Linked DNA regions of Homo sapiens: region 1 is linked to region 2. A link is an interaction called in ENCODE POLR2A ChIA-PET data of the cell type or tissue named here. Cell type or tissue: Panc1. All regions are shown on one strand. Links, peaks and the distances in the headings refer to the core of each region. The heading gives the core; the rest is flanking DNA.

Region 1 (6,352 bases), core at 1-5,000, 900 kb after region 2:
ATAAAACCATCAGATCTCATGAGACTTATTCACTTCCACGTGAACTGAGGAAACCACCCCCATGAATCAATTATCTCCCACAGGGTCCCTCCTACAACACATGGGAATTATGGGAGTACAATTCAAGATGAGAAATGGGTGGGGACACAGAGCCAAACCATATCATGGAGGTTCCTTAAAAAATTTAAAATAGAAATACCATATGATACAGCAATCCTACTTCTAAGTATATAGCCAAAGAAAATAAAATTTGTATGTTGAAGAGATAGCTGCCTTCCTATGTTCATTGCAGCATTATTCACAATAGCCAAGATATGGAATCAACCTGAGTGTTCATCAACGGATGAATGGATAGAGAAAATGTGGCATACATATACACACAATGAAAGACTATTCAGCTTTTAAAAAGAGGAAATCTCTACATTTGCAATAAAATGGATGAACCTGGAGGTTATTATGTTAAGTAAAGTAAGTCTGGCATAGAAAGACAAATACCGCACGATCTCACTTATATGTGGAATCTAGAAAGTTGAACTCACAGAATTACAGAGTAAAATGGTTACCAGAGTTGCCGGTGGGGAGGGCAGGGAATTGAGAGATGTTGGCCAAAGATTACAAAGTTTTAGTTCTACAGGAGGGATAGGTTTTTGAGGTCTATTGCACAGAATGATGACCATATTTAATTATAATATATCATATATTTCAAAATTGTCAAAAGAGAAGATTTAAATGTTCTCAGCACAAAAATAATAAGTATGGGAGATGGTAGATAGGTTAATTATCATGATATAATCCACAATGCATGTACATATATATATTATATATTTATATATAAACATCACATTGTATTTGTGTAATTTGTGTATTTGTATATTTGTGTATGTGTGCACATGTAAAAATACACAATTATTATTTGTCAATGAAAAATAAATCTAATTACTCAAAATCAGCATAATTATTTAAATATAGGAGACACAGATGATAAACTATGATGTGAACTTTTAAAGTCATGTGTTCTGGACTGAATTGTGTTCCCCCAAAATTCATATGTTGAAGCCCTAACCCCCCAAGATGACTGTAAGTCGTGATAAGGGCTTTAAAGAGGTATTAAAGGTTAAATGAACTTAGAAGGATAGGGCCCTAACCAAATAGAACTGGCACACTTACAAGAAGAGGAAGAAATGTCAGGGGCATGTGTACATGCACAGATAAAAAAGGTCATTGAGGACACAATGAGAATTTGGCAGTCTACAATCCAAGGAGAGAGTACTAAGAAGAAACCAAACCTACTAACAAGTGGATCTTGTACTTCCAGCCTCCAGGACTGTGAGAAATAAATTTCACTTATTTAAGAGCCACCCAGTCTGTGATATTTTGTTATGGCAGCCCTAGAAAACTAATACATTTTTGTGTTCAAAAACGATGTAATGTTGTAAGAAAATATATATTGTTGCGATATAGACAATATAAGAAACTAAATCTCTTTATCTCTCTTTCTGCCTCTCTTTGCCTCTTTATTTCTCTTTCCTCTCCTCTCCTCTCGTCTTCTTTCTCTCTCTTTCTCTCCCTCCCCTTCTCTCTTTCTCCACCGCCCACCCACACACATACACACACTGGAAAGTTTTATGCCCAGATTTTACTTTGGTTGGTATGGGTAGCTTTAATTATCTTCCTTATAGTTATGTTTACATTTTTCTATAATAAATATATCATGATAATTATAAATAAATTATACATTTTAAAAGTTATTGAGTTCAAATACTCAGTTCCTGCAGATGTTAGAATACTCATGGAAAATGAAACACAATTCTGTTGACATGATAATTGAAAAGAGAACTTTTTACTCCAAAGCTGCATTGACATTAATTGCTTTTTGCTTCCCAAAATACAATTATTTTCATAAAACAGGTTTCCTATCTCTGTAAAAAATTTTTTTAAAAATAATAAAAGGTGAAATAATTATTGGAAAGAATTAGGAAAGATGAAAAATGTGAAAGCAATGCTACGATGCCAAAATAGCTATTCTAAACATTTGTGCTTGCTATGGCTTGCAGTTAAAATTTAAAAATAGCACTTAAATATGCGTGTTAATAACATCCAGAAGGCATTTCTTTCAAGCCTGTTTGGGCTGTTGAAGGGTTTAATTTAACCACAGCATTCATTTATGTCTAGCAGTTAAATTTTTTCTTTTAAGCTCAAAGGAACTGTGAGTTGTAACTATGATCTAATTGGTAAGGAATGAAGAATGTTTTTCATGTTTTATAGACAACATGAATCCTGATCACTTTACAGCAGTAAATTATGAAGTACTCCACTTGTTGTGTCTCCCTGTGGAAGCCAGGGCTTAGCTCATTAAACTATAAAAATAACTTGCTGGGTTCGGCAGCTTCTAGAAAGGCTCTCTGACAAGGTGGGTTATTTTTATTTCACTAATACACATTCACTAGGCAGTCCAGAGCAAGCGAGATTCTTTATGGTCCCCAACTAAATCAATTTATAACTACATCTACATGTCAGAGGGGACGTGCAAAGAACCTAAACTGCTATATAGGAAGATAATTTATTATTGATTTTTTCAACCTTTTTTTAAAAAGCAGCTACATTTCACTGGCTTCCTGGTTCCTTTCTGCAACGCAAATGACCTGTACAACACTTGTGACATGTCAAACCAGTCTTCTACGCGGGGAGAAAAAGGGCATACAAGTCGGGAGTGCCTGGTTTCCTGATGGCTTAAAGAGAAATAAAGAATGACCTTTGGGACATTTGAAAACAAGGAGCAAAAATCATCTGTCCACTCTCCCCATTGTGAAAGACCTTAAAAAATTAAGTGCTAATGATCTACTGTTTAATATGCATACTAAATTACCTCTTACCTAATAAACCAGGTAACTTACTTAATTTTACTGGAAGAAAAATTACTATAAATTTTATACTTTTTCTCTTGGCCTTAAAGAGTCAAATATCCAGTTGCAAATAACTTGAAAATCATGCCCACAGCTCATGACTGGAGGAAGTTAGAAAAAGACTGTGATACAAAATGTGTAGCCTGCAGAGTTTGCTATCGAGCCCTGTAATGATCGATTCCATTCACTTGACTCTGATTCTATAGTGAATAGACTCTTTAGCAAGGACTTAGCAGCAGCAATTTCAACAGAACATTTTTTTTCCATGATTAGAACAACAGCCATGTACTTAGACTGCAACTCTAAGTTCTACTTACCACAGAGTTATTTTACCTGTATTCCTTATATTTACAAAGTCAAATAAAAACAACCTCTGTTATCAGAATACTGTTAGGATTTACTGGTAAAATATTAAATACCATGTACCATGACAATAGATTACATGAACAGTTATCCTATAATGATTGTGACATAATGAAAATAACAAAAGTGTCTTACGCATATTTCATCCCATTTGGGCAGAAAATCTACCAAGAATTACCATCGTTCCCACTCCCACTGCCATTTCTCCCACACTATCCTTCCCCCATGGCTGGTGTTAAGATTTTATTTTGTACATTCTTGGTAAACTTGTTAAAGCTAAAACTTACTCCTGCAAATGTTATGATTTTCCTCCCTTAGATTAGAAGACTTTATTTTACATTAAAATGCTCTCACAGGTAAGTGGGAATTATGGGATTTAGGCCCCTCACGTAGTAGATTCTGAAACACTTGAAATCAGAAGTTTTGGGTTTGAATCCTGACCACCACCTACTAGGTTGTAATAATCTAATACAAACCCTATTTCATAATAAAGTGCTGACTATCTCACATAATTTATTGAATACTGTACTGAAAGTGAAAAACAAAATGGTTGTACTCGAAGTACAGTCTCTAGTAATGCATATCACTTCTGCACCACTACAAAGTGGAAAAATCCTCAAACTATTGTAAGTCAGGGACTATCTACCTATTTTTCTCTTGCTGCTTTTAAGACTTTTTTCTTTTCCTTCGTCTTTTAACAGTATGATGTGCCTAGGTGTAGATTTCTTCATATTTATCCTACTTTGGGTTTGTTGAACTTTTTGAATGTGTAGTTAACGGTTTTCATCAAATTTGGGGATTTTCTGGCCATTATTTCTTCAAATATATTTTCCATTGCTTTCTTTTTCTCTTCTTCTGAGTCTCTAGTTACACCCATGTTGGTACACTTAACATGGTCCCACATGTCTTTGAGGTTCTGCTCATATTTCTTAAATATTTTCTGTGTTCATCATTTCTATTTATCTATTTTCTATTTCATGGATTTTTTCCATCTCCCATCTGCTGTTGAGGTCTTCTATTGCATTTTTTATTGTATTAATTGTACTTGTTAATTTTAGAATTTCTATTTTGTTCTTTGTTTTTAACTTTAAGTTCAGGCATACATGTGCAGGTTTGTTACATAAGTAAACTTGTGTCATGGGGGTTTGTTGTACAGATTATTCCATCACTCAGCTATTAAGCCTAGTGCCCATCAGTTATTTTTCCTGATCCTCTTCCTCCTCCTACCCTCCACCCTCCAATAGGCTCCAGTGTATGCTGTTTTCCTCCATAGGTCCATGTGTTCTCATCATTTAGCTCCCACTTACAAGTGAGAACATATGGTACATGGTTTTCTGTTACTGCATTCGTTTGCTGAGAATAATGGCCTCCAGCTCCATGCATGTCCTGGCAAAGACATGATCTCATTGTTTTTGATGGCTGCATAGTACTCCATGGTGTGTATGTACCACATTTTCTTTATCCAGTGTTATCACTGATGGGCATTTGTGTTGATCCTATGTCTTTGCTATTGTAAATAGTGCTGCAATGAATACACACATGCATGTGTCTTTATAATAGAATGATTTATATTCCTTTGGGTATATACCCAATAATGGGATTACTGAGTCGAACGGCATTTCTAGCTTTATGTCTTTAGGGAATCACCACACTGTCTTCCACAATGGTTGAACTAATTTACACTTCCACTAACAATGTATAAGTGTCCTTTTTCTTCACAACCTCACCAGCATCTGTTATAGTTTGACTTTTTAAAAATAATCATTATGACTGGTGTGAGATGGTATTTTATTGTGGTTTTGATTTGCATTTCTCTAAAGATCAGTGATGTTGAGCTATTTTTCATATGCTTGTTGGTTACATGTATGTCTTCTTTTGAAAAGTGTCTGTTCATGTCCTTTGCCCACTTTTTAATAGGGTTGTTTGTTTACTTCTTGTTAATTTGTTTAAGTTCCTCATAGATGCTGGATATTAGATCTTTGTCAGATGCATAGTTTGCAAAATTTTTCTTCCATTCTGATGATTGTCTGTGTACTCTGTTGATAGTTTCTTTTGCCATGCAGAAGCTCTTTAGTTTAATTAGATCTCATTTGTCAATTTTTACTTTTGTTGCAAATGCTTTTGGTGTCTTTGTCATAAATCTTTGCTCATGCCTATGTCCTGAATGATATTGCTTAGGTTGCCTTTCAGTGTTTTTACTTAAAATAATTTGTTTTAAAAATCCTATTTTTTAAAAATTTCCATCTCCTTATTAAGGTTCTCCGTTGACTGATTCATTATTGTCACGTTTTCCTTTAACTCATTAAACATTATTTCTTTCAGTTCTTTGAACATATTCATAATAGCTGCTTTAAGCTTTTGCTAAATCTAACATCTTTAATTGGAGTGATCTACTGCTTTTTTCTGAGTTATACTCTCCTTATTCTTTTATATCTTATATTTTTGTTGAAAATTTTTAAAAATAATACATGATACCAGTTATGAATTCTGATTTCTCCCCCAGAGTTCTTATTGGTGCTGGTTGTTTGTGTTTTTAAATGTTTTTTTGTAATTTGTATGGTCCAAACCTATAAAATCTGCTTCATGTGCAGTGTGTGGCCACTGATATCTCTACTCAATTTTTGAAATTATTATTGTTTTTATTTTTAAGATTAGCCTTTAAGGGGTTGCCCCTGTGTTTGCCTAGTTTTACTGTCATCCAGTGATTGGACAGAGGTTGTTCTCAAGCCAATAAATATGTTTGTTACTAGTGCAGTGCATTCAAAGTTAAGGCTGTCTTCAAGACTTCTCTGCAGAACTCAAGACTTCAAGTAAAATCAACTCTCTGTTGGGTTCTTTTGCATTTCCCCTTTGCCATTCATTGAGATATGAAAAAGAGATTAAAGAGAGACTTATAAATTTGTATTGCTTTTTCAAGTTACCCGGAAATTTGCATTTGTGTGTCTGGTGACATTCTAAAAGGTGGTGGGAGAGGGGAAGAATCTGGAGGCAGTAGTTGCATTTAAGAACATAGTGCCCCCAATTAGAGGGGAAACTCCTTCAGGTCATGACCGTATTTCACATTTTTGTATCTTCCCATGTTGGAG
Region 2 (8,084 bases), core at 2,078-7,077:
CTGCCACCTCTTGCATCTCTGTTGCAGTGTTCTTTTGTAAGTGTTCCTGACATTTTGTTTATCTTTCTTTTAAACATTCTGCCAAGATTATGTCTGAAAATGAGGGGAAAAAAAACCCTCCATTTTTCACTTGCTAAATCTGTTACAAGGGAAACAATTCAGTGCCATTCTCAAAATACTAAGGAGCTTTCAAGATACTGAAAATTCTCCAGTAAGTTGCCAAGCAAAATCAGGGCTAGAGTATAAATGTGAAAGGGACAAATAAGTTCTCATACATGATGCTAGTTGGATGGGATCAAACTCTTAATGGATGGCCTATTCTCTCCATTGTTTAAACGGCAGGCTTAAATAAAAACACATTTTCCCTCTTAGCCTCATAAGTAGACACATATATATAAACACTTTCTATACTTCTTAATGAAAGAGAGTCCTTTCTGAGGTACCTGAAGAAATTTAAAAATTTAGTATTAAAATTATTTTGATTCACAAATCATAATTGTGCACATTTATGGGGTACAATGTGATGTTTTGATATATGTACACAACATGGCATGATTAAATCAAACTGATTCACATATCCATCATCTACCTTCCCTATCATTTTTTATGGTGAGACGTATGAAATTTACTCTCCTAGTTATTATTAACTAGAGTCACCCTGCTGTGCAATAGATCTCAAAACCTAACTTCCCTGTCTCTCTGAAACTTTGTACCCTTTAATTAACAATTCCACATTTCCTCCATTCCCATCCTTTTACCCCACCCCAGCCGCTGGTAACCATAGTTCAACTTTATTGGATCCCACATATAAGTGAGATCATACAGTATTTGTCTTTCTGTGCCTGGCTTATTTCACTTAGCATAATGTCCTCTAGATTCATCCATGTTGTTGCAAATGACAGGATATCCCCCCCCCTTTTTTTTTAAGGCTGAGTAGTATTTCATTGTGTGTATATACCACATTTTCCTTATCCATTCATCCACTGATGGACACTAGGTCATTTCCATATCCTGGCTATTGTGAATAATGCTACAATGAACTTAGGTGTGCAGATGTTGCCTCAATATATTGATTTCACTTCTTTTGGATATGTACTCACAGGTGGGATTGCTGGATCATATGGTAGTTCTATTTTTAGTTTCTTGAGTACTCTCTAGATGACTGTTTTGATAAAATGTTTTTATGACTTCATAAATACAATCCAAGATCGTCTTACTTTGATTTAATTGATTCCAAACATTTGACAACAGAGTTTTTCCTTTTCTTTCTCTGGAGCACCTTGAAGACTCCCAGGGCATTAGAATTGCAGCAGCACTACCACAATGTTCATTTTGTTAGATTTGGATGATTCGCTCAGTGATGGATGCCCCAAATGTAGTGCTTAACCATTCCATGGTGAAAATGCTGCAATTTATCAACAGAAGGAAGTTTGTAAGGAAATCAAAGAAAAATGTTTCGCAAGTGACTGTAAAGACTGCTTTTGAATTTTAGACTTAATTCACCATTGTAAATCTGATTTCCATGTTATCATATTTCTTGTCTGTGTTTTTCATTAGCTAGATTGGTTCGATGCCCTCTCCTCCCCTCCACCTTTTCTGACCTTTCTTTGATTCTTTCTCCTAATTTCTGAATCATGATTTTTCTTCCCAAGATTTGGGAAAGAGGGTAGAAAACTTACAGCAGAACGGCTAGAAATTTCTACTAAGTTCTATATAATCCGTGTATAATATTTACAAATCAATGACTAAAATTAAGACCAGTTTTGCAAATGTATCTCCACTAAAGAAGCACAGTGCAAAAAAGTAATTCCTAATTTTTATCGATCTTCTTAAATGCTTAAGAATATCCAAGAATGTTGTGTTCACTAATTCATTTAAAATCTTCTACTCTTGTATTTATTTTCTAAGCCTGTGAACTCTTGGGAGCTTCTCACTTTATTGCCTTAGCATTAAGTTCTATGCCATCACAGTAACTTGTCATAGTCTCCATTACATTAATCCCTTTCCCAATAGAGTCCCCTAAGACATGGTTCTTCAGCTTTGATTGTTTCACCAAAGATCTTCATGCAGTTTTTATCATTTCCACACTACCACACTTGCTAGGTGGGGGGCCCTCAAATAGAGCCACATTAATTTTAGTTAACTGTTATTCTAGCTCTCCTTTCTAACTATTATTGCAAATCTTTGAGCCCCATGCAAAGCCCACGACTTAACTCTGTGTATCCCCAGGGTTGTCTCTGAAGTGGTTATAAACAAGACTTAGTATCAAATAAACAAGGGTAGTAATTAGATTCTTAGCCACATAGCTGTGAACTTAAGCGTACGATTTCCTGACCTCCTCTAGTGGATGGAGTAGTATTTCCCCAAAATCCTTGTCCATCCTGAATCTCAGAATGTGATCTAATTTGGAAAAAGGGTCTTTGCAGATATAATTAAGAAAATGATTGGCTGGGCTTGGTGGCCTCACGCCTGTAATCCCAGCACTTTGGGAGGCCAAGGTGGGCGGATCACGAGGTCAAGAGATCAAGACCATCCTGGCTAACACAGTGAAACCCCATCTCTACTAAAAATACAAAAAATTAGCCAGGCATGGTGATGGGGGCCTGTAGTCCCAGCTACTCGGGAGACTGAGGCAGGAGAATGGTGTGAACCCAGGAGGCAGAGCTTGCAGTGAGCCCAGATCACACCACAGCACTCTAGCCTGGGAGACAGAGTGAGACCCTGTCTCAAAAAAAAAAAAAAAAAAAAAAAAAAAGTCAACCCGGGAGGCAAAACTTGCAGTGAGCCGAGATCATGCCACTGCACTCCAGCCTGGGCGACAGAGCGAGACTCCATCTCAAAAAAAAAAAAAAAAAAAGACCAAGATGAGCTCATACTGGATTAGAGTTGGCCTTCAGCTAATGAAAGTGTCTTGGGAGAGACAGAATAGAAGGCACAGAGACACAGGAAAGAAGGCCACATGAAAACAGAGGCACACGGCAAGGAACACAAGGAGCCACCATAAACTGGAATAAGCAAGGAAGGATTCTCTTCTAGGGCCGTTGAAGGGCGAATGGCCCTGCTGACACCTTGATTTTAGACTTCTGGCCTCCAGAACTATGAGAGAATTTTACCTACCTCATCAAAGTGTTGTGTAAATTAAATGAGACAATGCACGTGAAGGGTGTGTTAGTCTGTTCTCATGCTGCTAATAAAGACATACCTGAGACTAGGTAATTTATAAAGAGAAAGAGATTTAATGAATTCACAGTTTCACATGGCTGAGGAGGCCTCACAATCATGGCAGAAGGTGAAGGAGGGGCAAAGGCATGTCTTACGTGGCGGCAGGCAAGAGAGCCTGTGCAGGGGAAGTCACCTTTATAAAACCATCAGATCTCATGAGATTTATTCGCTATCATGAGAACAGCATAGGAAAGACCCACTCCCATGATTCAATTACCTCCCACCTGATCCCTCCCACAACATGTGGGGATTATGGCAGCTACAGTCAAGATGAGATTTGGGTGGGGACACAGCCAAACCATATCAAAGGGCCTGGTACAAGAGGAGGTCCAAGTCTCCACTTAGTCACTCACTAGCAATGGTAGGGAACATTACTCAATTTCTATGTGCCTCCCTTATCTTAAGGACAAAAAACAGGGATAATAATTTTCACCTACCTTCACTGAACAGTTTTTGTGATGATCAAATGAATTCACAGACATGAACATTCCTAGCATATGAGAAACATTCAAGAAATGTGGAGATCTGTGCTCTTCCTTCCCCATGTCCCTCAAACTACTGGGGGTGGTAAAGTAGTGGGAGAGAAATAAGAAAATCAGGACATTGCTTTTTTCAATAAGAATGGCCAGATGCCCCCTGGCAACTCCAAAAGAAAATTCTGCTTTTATCTTTGAGTTGATGTCTAGATCTCGTTACATTGTTACCCTCTAAATATAATTTTCAGAAGTACTGATATTGACATCACTGAGCCAAAACAATGTCTATGTAAATAGAATTGATAAAATCGTATCAGCAGTTCTATAGGTTCAACCATTCCAGATCTGTTTCCCTCCCTCCCTCCCTTCTTTCTTTCCTTGTTGTCAATGCTTCTTCCCATCCACTTTCTCTCCATATTATTACAGTGTTCTGATGTCGTGGTTGGGAATAATTCTAAAAAGAGAGCCACCCCAGCCTGCTCAGGGTGATTCATCATACTTTAAGCTTGACATGTCAGAGAGTATATAAATGTGTGTTCCTGGGCACTGTGGCAGGTTTCACTAAGAGCTGAGACATATTACTTAAGAGAAAACAGAGAAAATATGCAGCATAAAAACAAGTAGTGGGTATTTGTGAACAATTCAATCAATTGCAACGATCCACAAGACCAGGTTGGTGACTATAACCAGGGCTATAATTTCATATGTGGCGACCACAAGACCACCGAAGTATGGTAGGGGAATCAAGTCAGGGAAATATTTGATGGGAACCAGCCATTTATTCAGTGACCTTGTATTTACCAGAGTTGCCTGGGAGAGAAGCAGCCGGGCGTTATCACTGGCTTCCAAGGGCCTGAGGAGAAGGGCAGAACTACCCAGGAATGGAAGCCACAAGCAGCCCAAAGCTAGAAGGCCGTCGCCATGACACTGACCACTTGCTCAGTAAAGAGACCACTGGAGAAGACTGCAAAAGTCAGAAAAACTTGCCAGGGATAGGGCAAAGAGCTGATGAGGTTTAAGTTGTAGAGAATATATGACTCTGGAGTCTTACAGTCCTTGGTGTAAATCTGGCTCTGACACACATTTGAGTGGCCTTGAGAACATTATTTATTTAAGCTTCAGTTGCCCCCAAACATAAAGTGGAGATAAAAGTTACTTACCTTGCAGACTTGTTGTAAGACTTAACTGAAGTTATACGTGAAAACGCCCTGAGATGTAAAACTAGGAAAAAAATGGATTTTCCCCTCCCTCCCTCCCTTCCTTCCCCTGAATTCCTATAAAATCAGTTCCCCAAGGTAAGAAGAAAGAACTTTTACATTCTGCATGAAATAATCTATTTCTTGATCCTTTAGCATCAGGATTCAAATGGTCCTTTACTTAATTAAAGCTAGGAAGTGGACATTGGAAATTTCTTTTACAATTTCCAATTTAGATTTCTAAAATGGGTGACTGACTGTACATTAGCTTCCTCTCCACTTGTCACTAGTAAAGTATCCCCTTACTGTGAACAAGAGCTATATAGATATATACACGTAAACTTCAACGCGTCTAAATGCTAATTTGTGATGGGCCAAGAGTAGGCAGAGAAGAGATGATAAAAATGGCAGATTAGTAGTCACTAAGTTATCAGGGTGAGTGGAGGTCATAAAACTGAAAAAAAAAAAAAAAAAACATAAAAACAAGGTAAATTGCCAAGAAGCTAATGAAAGATACCTGAAAGCAGGGAATGAATTAAGACCTTGAGTGAGGGATTTAGACTTAAATAAGACGGATTACTGAGGTGGATTTCAGCTTCAAGTAACAGAAAACTAAGCTCAGAATTGTTTAAACAATAGATTTATTGGCTCATCTATCAGAAAGTCCAGATATAGTGAGGGCTTCAGCATTGTTGGATGACATCGTTCAATACATCGACCTGGGTCTGGGTTCTATTAGTCTGTTCACTCTGCCTTCAGAGTGAAAGCCCAGTACTAAAGTCCACTCCACGTTAATCACAGAATGGCCACAGTACCAGTCAGAGTTCTGGTGCTTTCTTGTTCACATTTGGTGGGAGGGAGGAACTAGATCCTCATAGTTTCAGAAACTTCCTACAAATCTGTCAGCATCTTATATTTTCTGGAACTGGATCATATACCCATTCCTAAAGAGAAAAGGACTTATCCCTCAATCAATCCGCCTCACCCATAGGCCATGTGGGAGTCAGCTTCCCTTGAAGTTTTTGGGCTATGTCAGAGGGCTTAGGTACCTGAACAAAACCAGGTAGTGTTAGGAAAAAAGTATAGATTGATCCAGGGTAGGTCATCTACCTTTTACACTACAGAATATTAGCAAGGTAAACATTACACTTTCATTTACTTCAGCCTCCTAAGTTTTCCAATGTGATGGCAATGTCATACAACGAAGTATTGGTAAAGTCATATCTAGTGATTTTTCTTACATCCCAAGTCATAAGTTTGTTTTGTTGTAGTGTTGTTTTGTCTTGACTATATTAAACTGCCTCTTAAGCAAGTACCACAAAACCTTTTCACCCTAACAAGTGCACATAATAAGGGTTCTCCAATTCTAAAGTCTGATACTCAGTGAGTCCCCAGACCCACGCATCTTATACTGTTCCCACCAGCATGAGGTCCAGGAATTCTGCCACACCATCAAAGTCAGTGGTTCTTAATCTGATTGGGCAATAGGATCACCCAGGGAACTTACCAGAAGTACCCATGCCAGAGGATACTGACCCAGTGGGAATGAGGGGAGGTTTGGGCATCTGTATGTTTTTTAATCCCAGTTGAAAGAGAGTTAGAGACTGGAAAACTGAAGCTTGGATGGGAGAGAGCATTAATTCACTGTATACTTTTTTGTGTGGATTGAATTTTTTTCATTATGTATCTATATTATTCTCTTCCCTTCGTTTTTCTTTTCTTTATTAAGGTCTTCAGTGTTTCTGAAGTGCAGACAATGAGAACTATTAATCTATATGGTCAAATATCAATCTTTAGGTTGAATAGAGCCAAAAGTGTTTAGAATTGGTTGTCAGAGTGATATTTAAACATACTGACTTTTTTCTTTTTGTAGAGATAGGGGGTGGGGGGCATCTTACTGTGTTGCCCACACTGGTCTCAAACTCATGGTCTCAGGCAATCCTCCTCCCTAGGCCTCCCAGAGTGCTGGGATTACGGGTGTGAGCCACCGCACCCAGCCCATATTGCCTTTTTAATGAAAACCCTGAGGCCAACAAATTGGTCGGTGCTAACACCTGACTCAGATTCTTGGACTCATTTTTTGGGATTTCTGGACAGACCACAGAGTCTGGAATATGTCCCAGTTTTTGAAATGAAAGAACATAGATGACCAGATCATTTTGTTGATAGACAGAGAAAATTCCGGAGAACCTTGTTTGGCTTCCCCTTGAAAGAAGAAACGATTAAATTATTTGTAACTGAAATCAGCTCCGTGCTGTTTGCCATCAGTCCTCCCACACGTATGCCTCAGTGACAGACAGAGACCAGAGTAAGATTGCTCTGTTTACTTTAAGATGTCTTTGTAGAGGTACTTCTCAAAGTCTCTTCTAAGTGATCAGAGGCACTGCTCCTCTTTGAATTACAGCTCTAAGAAGCAGGAATCAGTAACTAGATGTTTTAAAACCCCTTTCACTAGCAATTTAAAGAGATTAGAAGTTTCATGGAGAAAGATGTGCTTGGAAATCATTAAAACGGTAGACATTGTTTTCAGAAAGAAACATCCTTCGGTCACACTTTTGTAGCTAGTTATGGTCTGATGGAAATCAATCACAAAGAAAATTCAGTGTAGCCTAATGGTCATTTTCACAAGAGTAGACCAGACCACTTGTGGCACAGCAGTTACTATCTTTTTTATTTGTATTTCACATAGGATATTTTTAAACCTGCACATAAATTGTCTGACAAATCTCTATGTCTACCATATCTGGGGAATTGTTCCTCCTATGAGCCCAAAGCCATAGCTTGGCCTTAACTGACTAAAAACATTTTAGGTGCAAATTGCTGCTCCCTCCCTCTGTATATCAACGTTGCATTTTCTTCTACAGGGGTTTCCTATCCTTATAACACCTGGAGAAATAGATGTTCCTCAGCAGCCCTGACTTCAGAGGAAAAGCTTATCTGTTTGCAAGGTGGAAATGCTAGGCAACTCTCCAGAGGAAGAGCTCAGAGGCTGTCTCATCCATGGAATTCATGCAGTATAAGTGACTTAGTCTGAGAAAATATTTATCTGAGCCATTGGCACCAAACCTCCCATTGCTCCTTTAAAGTACCTCAGCCTTAGTTTGGGCCTGTGGCCTGGAGGTACATCCAAGATGGACCAAAAGATCCAGATTAGTTCCAGGCAGTGACAAGAGAGGCTGGAAGAAGGGAG

The links. Peaks named below come from ENCODE experiments on the same cell type or tissue, not always from the same donor. Only the 100,000 strongest peaks of a DNase experiment are listed, where the experiment ranks them.
Region 1: POLR2A ChIA-PET joins it to region 2 with 5 read pairs; 2 of 35 experiments call an interaction of 5 or more read pairs at or near these places.

Annotation. Positions count from the first base shown.
Region 1 is chr5:123,912,846-123,919,197 of GRCh38, reverse strand. No RefSeq gene overlaps it. Among named protein-coding and RNA genes, the nearest start is that of CSNK1G3, 400 kb to the right of the region's middle. In Panc1, for the core only: no CTCF peak of the experiment used is centred there; a DNase peak (open chromatin) is centred at 2,237; H3K27ac peaks cover 2,737 bases.
Region 2 is chr5:124,815,517-124,823,600 of GRCh38, reverse strand. No RefSeq gene overlaps it. Among named protein-coding and RNA genes, the nearest start is that of ZNF608, 73 kb to the right of the region's middle. In Panc1, for the core only: no CTCF peak of the experiment used is centred there; no DNase peak of the experiment used is centred there.